2 separate regions of the Homo sapiens genome follow, and region 2 is linked to region 1. A link is an interaction called in ENCODE POLR2A ChIA-PET data of the cell type or tissue named here. Cell type or tissue: K562. All regions are shown on one strand. Each heading gives the region's core, and the rest is flanking DNA. Links, peaks and the distances in the headings are about the cores only. Region 1 overlaps HIKESHI (heat shock protein nuclear import factor hikeshi). Region 2 has its middle 59 kb from the start of LINC02695.

The links. ChIA-PET counts read pairs that join two places held together with the same protein. Peaks named below come from ENCODE experiments on the same cell type or tissue, not always from the same donor. Only the 100,000 strongest peaks of a DNase experiment are listed, where the experiment ranks them.
Region 2: POLR2A ChIA-PET joins it to region 1 with 5 read pairs; 2 of 35 experiments call an interaction of 5 or more read pairs at or near these places.

The regions. Positions count from the first base shown.
Region 1 is chr11:86,341,921-86,347,309 of GRCh38, forward strand. HIKESHI (heat shock protein nuclear import factor hikeshi) reads left to right here. Exons shown (of 5, transcript NM_016401.4): 4 at 2,683-2,801; 5 at 3,664-4,023. The coding sequence ends at 3,718. All of the region lies in intron 4 of LOC105369421 (a long non-coding RNA gene), which reads right to left. Among named protein-coding and RNA genes, the nearest start is that of CCDC81, 30 kb to the right of the region's middle. In K562, for the core only: no CTCF peak of the experiment used is centred there; no DNase peak of the experiment used is centred there.
Region 2 is chr11:86,132,243-86,137,631 of GRCh38, forward strand. No RefSeq gene overlaps it. Among named protein-coding and RNA genes, the nearest start is that of LINC02695, 59 kb to the right of the region's middle. RefSeq lists a cis regulatory region at 2,370-2,853. In K562, for the core only: no CTCF peak of the experiment used is centred there; DNase peaks (open chromatin) are centred at 2,609 and 2,970.

The DNA of each region.
Region 1 (5,389 bases), core at 274-5,273:
GATTTATCGATGTTGATACATGGAATATACTTTGTTTTGATTGCTTCATAGTGTGCCATTGTATAAATGAGCCAGTTTTTTTCATTTCCTTTTTCATATGTTCTCACTAACATTTATCAGACCTTTAAAATTTTGCCAAACTGATGAGTGAAATTAGAATATCATACTTAGTTTGTGTTTCTTGATTACTGGTGATATTGAGCATCTTTGCACACTTTTGGCTGTGTTTGTATTTCCTTTTATAGGAATTGACTTTATATATTTTGTCCAATTTTCTGTTGTATTGCTTTTGGCACTTTTTAAATTTAGTCTTTTGGGAAAAAAACCTAAGATGCCTTTATGTGTTCTGGATAATAATCCTTTGTAAATACATTGCATTTTTCTCCTTCTAGCATGGTGCTTGTCTTTTAACATTGCTTATAGTGACTTTTACATACAGATATACTATATTTGTATATAGATAAATGTATTGTTTCTTTTATGATTTGTGGATTTGTGGGTTTTTTAATGTTTGAGAAATCCTTCTCTGTCCTGATATGTAAAGATATAAAGATGTTCGTGTGTGTGTGTGTGTGTGTGTGTGTGTGTGTGTGTGTGTGTGTAGACTGGGGGTCTCGCTATGTTGCCCAGGCTGGTCTCAAACTCCTGGCCTCAAGCAGAGCCTAAGATGTTGTCTTTCAGTTCTTAAAGCCTTAAGGTTTACTTTTTGAATATGTTTGTGTGCAGTATGGTAAGGGAATTAAATTCATTTTTCCCCTTATGGAAAACTAGTCCTAGCCCCATGAATTGAGTAATTTGTCCCATTTTTTTTTTTTTACCATGAGTAATAGCATCTTTGTCATATATGCTTAGGTTTATTTCTGGGCTGTCTCTTTTATTCCAATTAGTTTATTTGCCTGTCTCTTTGCCAGTGGGGCAAGTTCCTCCTCACAGTCATCAAAATATGTATAGGTATTCTTCATAATAATTGTGTAGGTATTCTTCATAATAATTATATCAGCTTGTTGAGTTTCATTAAATAGTATTAGCTTGTCAAGTTTCATGAAGAACCTTGTTGGAATTTTGTTGGTAATAACATTGGATATATGGGTTTAATTTGGGGAGAATTGGCCACCTTTACCACATTGTCTTTCCATATGTGACATGTTATGTCTTTCCATTGAACATGGTATATCTTTCCATTGAAAATGGTATATATAGGTCCTTTTGTTTTCTTTTCTGTCTCTTAGTAGTCTTTATAATATTTTCCACAAAAATCTTACTAGTTTGTCTTAGCATTTTTTCTAGGTATTGGAGAAAATGCTTTGTTTATATTCTGAATGGAATCCTTTTAAAGATTTCAGTTACACTTAAAAATTATTGTCACTGGTGTGGAGGACTGCTGTTGATTTTTTTTTTTTTTCCTAATATTGATCTTTTAGTTGTGACTTTAGTCTGGGTACAGTGGCACATGCCTGTAACTCTAGCACTTTGGGAGGCTGAGGTGAGAGGATTGCTTGAGCCTAGAATTTTGAGACCAGCCTGGGTAACATAGTGAGACCCTGTCTTTATAAAAAGATAAAAAATTACCCAGGCATGGTGGTGCATGCTTATAATCTCAGCTACTTGGGAGGCTGAGGCAGGAGGATCACTTGAGCCTGGGAGATCAAGGCTACAGTGAGCCATGATTGTGCCACTGCATTCCAGCCTGGGTGAAAGAGTGGGACCCTGTCTCAAAAACAAACGAAGAAACTGTTAGTGACTTTACTGAACTTTTGATATTAATCAGGTGCCTTCGCAGCAGAGTCTCTTGGATTATACTGCCTTCATATTATTCAACAACTGAATAAAAAAACCTAATAAGACCAATTCTCTTGTGTAGAGAAGAGAAGGCATGGCTGATTTTGTATATTTGAGAAAGTGATGCTGGAAAGGTTATTTTTGAGTGAGTAGAAGGTAGTATTATCTTCAGAAGTTCAGTTACTTTTAGGGTTAGTACTTAAGCCCATTTGATTCTCAGGAAATGTGAGTCCATTTACTTCTAGCTTCTACCAAGGAGACTTGGAGTATGTTAGTGAATTTGATCATTTTAGAGTCAAGGAAGGGAAACAGATTAGGAAACAGAGGAAATGGAATAGTGCTGCCTTTATCTTCTTTCCAGCAATGGAAATAACCAGTTGCTCCTTTATAATATGTAAACTCTTATCTTTCTGGCAGGTAAAAGACTTCTTAGAGATGGTTACTATTTTATATGAGAAAATAGGTTGATTTGAGGAGAGTGATAATTGAGGAGGGACATAGTGGATGCAGACATGGAGATGAAAGAAAATATTTTGAAGAAAAATTTTTTTCTTTTTTTTTCCCCAAAGTGAGTAGCATATTTCACAGTGTCATTGTATGTATGATTACTCTTAACATTCTTTTTTATTCATTTATTTAATTTTATTTTTTTGACACAGGGCCTCACTATGTTGCACAGGCTGGTCTTGAATGCCTGGCCTCAAGTGATTCTCCTGCCTCAGCCTCCCAAAGTTTTGGGATTACAGGCATGAGCCACCGCACCCAGCCAGCTTTCAGCATTAGACTCTCTTAGAACTGACACTCCCTATAAACAAGTTAATGTGAGAACACTTTTAATTTAAAAATATTGAGTTCTAAATGAAGTATTCAGTATAATCCATTAATCTATTATTAACTTTTCAGTTCACACAAAAGATGTTGGACAATTTCTACAATTTTGCTTCATCATTTGCTGTCTCTCAGGCCCAGATGACACCAAGCCCATCTGAAATGTTCATTCCGGCAAATGTGGTTCTGAAATGGTATGAGGCATTTTCTGTCTCCAATATTAAGGCTTTTTATAACTGAATATCTATTTTGTCTATGAATATATTCCTTTTTTGACATTTAAACATATTCTTTTATTGTGAACATCAGCACTGCATGCCATTAAAGTATGTACTATAGAGATCTGATGAGAAACAGTTCTTACCCTAAATATTTTGTTATATTGTCGCCATTATGAATTTATAAAGACAGGAAAATATAGTTGCCTATGTTTTAGGGACCACTATTAAAGCTTATAAATATTTGTGTATTTTCATTTAGAAGTACCATCTATGAGAGTAGTTTATACTGCACTGTGTACATGAATGGCTAATGAATCTATTTTCCAACTTTCCCGTGTTTTATAGATATTTCTTTTCACTTTGAGTATCCTAGAGATGGGAGGATGCCTAGGAAGAGTTTGTTGAGAAGTGGTACCATGGTGTAGCATGGAGAGCATTGGAATGCACTAGGTTTGAATTTTGGCATAATGTAGCTATGTGACCCTGAGCAAATTTCTCTCATCTGCTCATCTGTGGAATGAGGAAATAGGAGTTGAATTTGATTTTTTTCCTTAGGTCCCTTCTAGGTCTTAAATTTGCAGAAGATAAACAATTACTAAAATTTCTTATGATTTGTGCTCTCTGATAAAAGCTAATCAAAACTGCCCCGATATTTAAATTCCTATGCTTGCTGTCTTTTTATAAGAATAATTACATTTCCAGATTATCTTTTTAGATTTTTTATAGCTTTTTAGAAATGACATGTAAAATTGTTTTGGATAAGTCATTTGGCAGTTAATGAAAGATCCTATTTTAATTTTCTTGTGAATGTAAATATATGTGTTTTCTTTTCTAGGTATGAAAACTTTCAAAGACGACTAGCACAGAACCCTCTCTTTTGGAAAACATAATTTGAATAAAATAATTTTTAATGGATTCTGAAATTTGTCATGTTTTGAAGATAACTGACTCCATCTAAAAGTATGAGGTCAAAGGATCACGAAACCTAAGTTTAAAAACTGCTTAGAGACTGAAGCTTAATTAAAAATCTTTATTAAAAATTAAAAACATTGAAAAATGAAAATATGTTCATCATTAAAGACTTTTTTCCCCTTAAGCTTAAAATACCATTCAAAGGCAAGACATTTTGTTTTGGCTATGATTCATTTTTTTTACTTAAAAATAAAACCTATACCAAACAGTAGTGTGCCAAGTACCATTGCATGTGTAATCATTCATTTATTGAAATGAAACAATGGTTTGCTGGAGTAGTTAACTTTTCAATTACCTATTTCAAAATTTGGGAGACTTGAAAAACATATGAAGTATACATTTTTAAATATGGAGAAATTATTTTCAGAGATTATTTCTTAAGATTGTCAGTTTTTCCAATTAATACAGGTTGGCTGTCACTTTTTATATCTGCAGATTCATATAAGTTTAATAAAATTGCCATATTGGTGAGCTTTTATTTAATACTGGTAGGCATTTATGTGTAGAATATAGGATTCTTCTTGTTAATGGATGGTTAGTAGTTCATTTTTTGTTGATTATAACAATACCCAAAACTGGGTAATTTATTGACTTAAATGTTTTTTTTTTTTTTAAGACGAAGTTTTGCTTTGTTGTCCCGGCTTTAGTGCAGTGGCGTGATCACAGCTTATTCCAGCCATGACCTCTTGGGCTCAAGTGCTCATCCTGCCCCAAGCTTTCCATGTAGCTGGGACTGCAGACGTGCACCCCCATACCCAGCTAATTTTTTTGATGTTTTTGCAGAGACACAGTCTTACTGTGTTGCCCAGACTAGGCTTGAACTCCTGGGCTCAAGCAATCCTACTTCAGCCTCCCAAAGTGCTGGGTTGGTAATTGATAAAGAAAAGGATTTTTTTTTTTTTCCTACAATGATGGAGACTGAGAATTCCAAGGCCAAGGGGCTGCAGCTGGTGAGAGGCTTCTTGCTGGTGGGGAGACTCTGAAGAGTCCTTAGGCAGTGCAGCGTATCACACAGTGAGGGGGCTGAGCATGCTTTTGTGCCAGCTGAGGTCACTCTTCCTCTTCTTATAAAGCCACCAGTTCCCCTCCTGTGATAACTTAACCTATGGGCAGAGCCCTCATGATCCAATCACCTCTTAAAGGCCGCACCTCTCAGTACTGCCACATTGGGATTAAAATTTCAACGTAATTTTGGAAGGGACAAATATTCAAACCATAGCAATTGTTGAATCATGAGACTTGGCAATGGCTACACAACAGTCTTTAATACTCTGCACAGAAAACATCAGCTAATTGCAATACAATTTCCAGAAGCAAAATGATTATTCATGTACTACAACTTGTATCTAGGACCTAGATTGCCAAACCCAAGCTGAAAAAACATCCTGAAGTTCAGTTGTGCCTCTTCTACAGTCAGGTAGCCTCTTCCCAGTGATTTTTGTAGTGATACAACAGGAAATACTAAGTAAACACAAACTATTCCTTGGTCTGCTAAGAAATCAAAAGAATATATGATTATTCATGATAATCTTGGGTTGTAGTGAATTTAAACTAGTTTCTTGGGCTTCCAGAGCAGATGATGGGAGTGA
Region 2 (5,389 bases), core at 282-5,281, 210 kb before region 1:
GATTGCCTGAGCCCAGGAGTTTAAGATCAGCCTAGGCAACACAGCAAGACCTCATCTCTACCAAAAAAAAAACAAAAACCCAAAAATTAGACAGGTATGGTGGTGTGTGCCTGTAATCTCAGCTACTTGGGAGGCTGAGGTGGGAGGATTTCTTGAGCCAGGAGTTCCAGTTTGCAGTGAGCTATGATCACACCACTGCACTCCAGCCTAGGTGACAGAGTGAGACTTTGTCTCAAAAAAAAAAAAAAGAAAAGAAAAAAAATAGATTTTATAATCAATACCCCTGTATTTGAATCATGACTTTACCTTGTACAAACTGTAACAAGTTATCTTGTGTATATTCATATCTCATGTATATATTAGTATCTTCATCCTGTATATTTTAAGACAAATTACTTAATTTTGATTTTCATTTTCCTTAGCTGTCAGATTGGATTGAAAATACCTTCTAGAGCCAGGTGTAGTGGCCTGTGCCTGTAGTCCCAGCTACTCTGGAGACTGAGGTGGGAGGATCACTTGAGCCCAGGAGTTTGAGGCTGTAGTGAGCTGTGGTCATGCCGCTGCACTCCAGCCTGGATGACAGAACGAGATCCTGTCTCTTAAAAAAAAAAAAAAAGTCTGAATGTTTGGAGTTCAGAGACCACACACTGGAGTTATGGCTACTCCCTCACCTCTATGCATCCACACAATAGACTCAGAAAAAAAAAATCTGCCTTTACTTGGAAAATCTCACTACTTAGAAAAGCTTACTACTTGGAAAATCATGGTATTTTCAAACCAAACGGAGATAAAAGTCCTTGTGGAAACTTTACAAGCGCACAGTGTCATTCCCTGAGGTGGTTCAAAGAACACCTTCATCAGGCTGGGTGTGGTGGCTCACGCCTATGATCCCAGCACTTTGGGAGGCCAAGATGGGTGGATGGCTTGAGCTCAGGAGTTCAAGACCAACCCGGGCAACACAGCAAAAACCCGCCTCTGTTAAAAAGAAAAAAAGTAAAACACACAAAAGACAAAGAACACCTTCATGAGGCAAGGTCAGGGCCAGACATAACATCAGTGTGATTTGATTTAAACCATTATCCTGCACTGTTTCCTCTCAGAAATGTTATTGCCTCTCTTCAACCCCATCATTGTTAAAAAATGGACAGAATCTTAGAACTGAGACATATGTGACCTAAGGAAATGTGCTTGCCTATAAATATGGTCCCATAAAGTCTGCCTGTACTGAAGCCAAGAGCAGCTCTCAAGCAATAGACAAAATTTCTTTTGCGGACTCTTGTTATTTTTTCTACCCTTTCCTCCCAGGTTTCTAACACTGTTCACTGATTATCATGGGCCTCTGCTATGATGCACCCAGTGTGGAAAACATCTAAGCCTTCAGTTCAGTGTCTCCCTTCCCTTCTCACTACCCTTAAAAGAAGGGTAGTGAGGTATAGTGGAAAAGAGTAAAGCACTAAGACTCAAATAAATCTCACACCCAGCTCCTCCATTTGTTGATGGAGCCTCAGTTTCTATAATCTACTAACACTTACTATCTCCTACCTCTGCTAATCACCCCTGAGTCCCTTACCAGCAAGAACCATGCATTATTTCTTCTTTTTATCTCATACTACTTAGTGTATAGCATGCAGCAGAGGCTTGACACATGCCTCTGGAGTAAAATTGAACCAACTTGACACATAATCTTGCATGGATCATGAAATGTGGAATGTCTGTGCTAAAAGGAACTCAAAGACCTACCCAGTGCAGTGTCTGCAAACACAAGGCAGTTGCAACCCACTCCCCTCTTCTGTGCTAAATGGACAGAAATGACTAAATAGTCACAATATTCTTTCTAGCAGAGAGTCTTTCCTGACCTAAGCTTCACAATTTTCAATGGAGCTCCCTTGGAGGCCACTGCTGAAATTAGCACTGGAGAAAAAAACCTATGTACCATTCTGGATTAAGTATAACTTGCATTTTATAAATGAAGAAACCCAGACCTAGATAGGTGATATGATTTGGCCAAGGTCACACAACTAATTGTAGGGTGAATTCAAAATAGAACGTAGCCAGCCCTCCATATCCACAGGTTCCAAATCAGAGGATTAAACCAAAAACAGATAAAAAATATTTGGAAAATTTTTTTTGAAATAACACAATAACAAAAAATAATACAAATTTAGGCCGGTCGTGGTAGCTCATGCCTATAACCCCAGCACTTTGGGAGGCCAAGGTGGGTGGATCACTTGAGGCCAGGAGTTCGAGACCAGCCTGGCCAACATGGCAAAACCCTGTGTCTACCAAAAATACAAATACTCCTTGGCTTGAAGGCATTGAGACTTCTGTTAGAATCCAAATGTTAAGCTGTGGATAGAGCACTGGATGGACAGCATGGAGACCTATACAGTCCCTAGGTATGGGGAGAATTTCTAGCAATGACGAATGTGCTTTTTGGTGGGAGTGGTGGGGTGCTTGGCAGACAGGAGAGCCTTAGAGTAATGTGGATACCTTCTTGGTATTTCAGAAGGCAAGTCAATTGCTCAGCACACTTTCACTGAAGGCCTCTTCCAGGCACAGATGCAAGGACTTAGAGGCATAGATAGATAAAACCAGGACTCTGCCCAGGGCTTATAGACCAAAAAACAAACATTGTAAAAAAAACCACAATGATAAGTGAACTAACAGAGATATGCCTAGAGCCTTGCAACGGCAAAAGGACATGACCACACATTGCCTAGAGAAGTCATAGGGAACTTAACTGAGGAAGTAGCTTCTGAGCTGATTATTTGAAGAGAAGTCACAGTTTTCCCAGGAAATTAAGAAGGAAAGAGTGTTCCGTCACAGAGAACTGTGTGTACAATGGCAAAGGGCTGGAACAGAGTCTGTCATATACTGGCAACAACAGAGAGTTCTGTGTGCAAGGAGTTCCAAGTGTGTGATGAAGGGGGGTGGAAAAGAGAAGGGAATGAGGGCAATGTCCAGTGTCAGGAGAGGGATCTAGAGAGAGAAGCAACACCTGCTTTGAAGGAGTCTACAAAGGCTGATAAGACATGCATAAATCATTATAATGCATGGTAGAATGATCCAGTGTTTTTCAGAGGATCAAAGGATGGAGAGGAGAGCTCAGAGAAGAGAGAGATGACTTTTCACTGGGAGTTAGGGATATATTACTGATAAGTCAAGCAGGGTTCAAATTGATCCTCTTTTACTATTGAAATTCAAGTAGAAGTTAAAAATCTGTGATATGATTACTTGTGCAATCGTGTTCTCATTGGGTCACACCTTTAACTTGATAGACCTGATCCTAAGTCCCAACACACCACCCAGTGGGGTGCCCATTCCCATTACATAACATATTGGTGTTTTCTTCACTACTCTGTTACCCATTGCCTACAACAGTGCCTGACACCTGGTAGGTACTGAATAAATATTTGTGGAATCAGTCTTTTAAATGATATATTTTTATTATGGCAACTACACACTCTAGGTTTTTCCCAGTGTCTTAAAAAGTCTGTCTCCCTTGGGAGGCCGAGGTGGGTGGATCACGAGGTCAGGAGTTCAAGACCAGCCTGACCAACATGATGAAACCCTGTCTCTACTAAAAATACAAAAATTAGCTAGGCATGCTGGCATGTGCCTGTAATCCCAGCTGCTCAGGAGTCTGAGGCAGGAGAATCACTTGAACCCAGGAGGCAGAAGTTGCAGTGAGCCAAGAAAAAAAAAATATATATATATATATCTGTCCCTTAGTCGCCATTAGTACCACTGTATTTGTCATGCATCTGGATTTCTGACTTAGCTAACACGGTAAGAGAACCCACAGATACAATATAGAAAAGCTTCATTCTCAGAAACTCTCCCTATGCGAGCTGGAGTTTTTGGGAGGGAGGTGGGAGAGAAGTGTGGTTTAGTAAGAGCACACCATTTCCGGGCTGGAGGCCTCAGCCATTCCCTGCTGCACAGTTAACTGCCCATGCAGTCTTGGACCAAGGCATCTTGTTGTCTCGTTCTTTGCCCACTGAACACACAGGCTCTGAGAGTCTTGGATGGAGGTGGAAAGCATTCGCATCTTGAAAAGGATGTAGTTGGGGCACTTGTGGCCTTGTTTGTTTCTTTCCAGAGCTCTGGCTACTGTATTGGAAAAGGTAAACTTTCAGATCTGCAGGGATGAAAAAGTGTGTTGCTTCACAACTTAGCATCTACCTGATACTGCCTGGAATGTAACATTTAATGTGTTTAATTATCATGGTCAAATGAATCATCAGTGAAAATCATTATCAACTAAATATGTTCTGTTTTTTTTTAAACAAAAGATTCCAACTTTGTTTAGTTTTAGGTTCAGATGCCAAGTTTTTTAAGCTGAGGAATAGGCTTGCTTTATATTCTGACCTTCTACAGTCTCTACCTCTACCTCTCCTTGAAAATTCTGAATCCCTTCTGTATTTAGGAAGTAATAGAGAAGGCTGTCTTTCCTAATGGTTTCACCGGCCTCTCATCAACCGAAACTGAAAGCCTTTGGAATTCTCTCCACCATTTCACCACTGCACTCTTGAGTCCTCTTGATTCTATCCCCAGATTATTCTTACATGTATTCCCTCTTGTCCAGCACATTAATTGAGGTTCTCAGACTGAGTTATTCTAACTGCCTTTTAACTAATCTCTCTGACTCCAAGACCTCATTATCAAGCCAGCCTTTGCACTGCTACAAAACTAACCTCCCTAAAACACAGGTTACACTATGGCCCTCTCTTCCTTTCTGGGCATATCCTTATAACGCAGGGAATAAAATACAAAATTCTAGCATGCTATTCAAGGCCACCTCAAGTCTTGACAATGCTTTGTGAGCCCAACCTCTGGAAAATGAAAAATACATAGAAGAAAAATAAATTTATAAAATAAGCTGGATATAGTTCATAAAATCTGTGTCCAAAAATCTACTGCAAAAAGTGTTTTGTGTGTGTGCATACAAATATAAATTTAGATAGATAGAGATATGTATATGACACACAATGTTATAAATGGTTAAGATTTCTAGACAAGCCCATACAAATCTATTTGATGTATAATTTGTAAACAAACTACTGTGCATGTGCAACAAAATTACTCTGCAATGCCGATAAATAAAATAGGAAAACCATTAAAATTTAAAATAATTTTTAAGAAATATATCTTGACCACTGACCCTTGAGATGACAAGATGGACAGATGACTCCATTTGTCTTTATAGCTAACATTTACACTGTGCTTACAATATGCCAGGCCATATTCTAAGAGCTTTACAAGCAATAGCTTTACAAGTATTTGATCTCACAACAACCTTATAAAATAGATACTATTTCTCCATTTTGTAAACAAGGAAACTGAGGCATGGGGTAATTAACTTGCCCAAAGTCACATGCAAACTGGT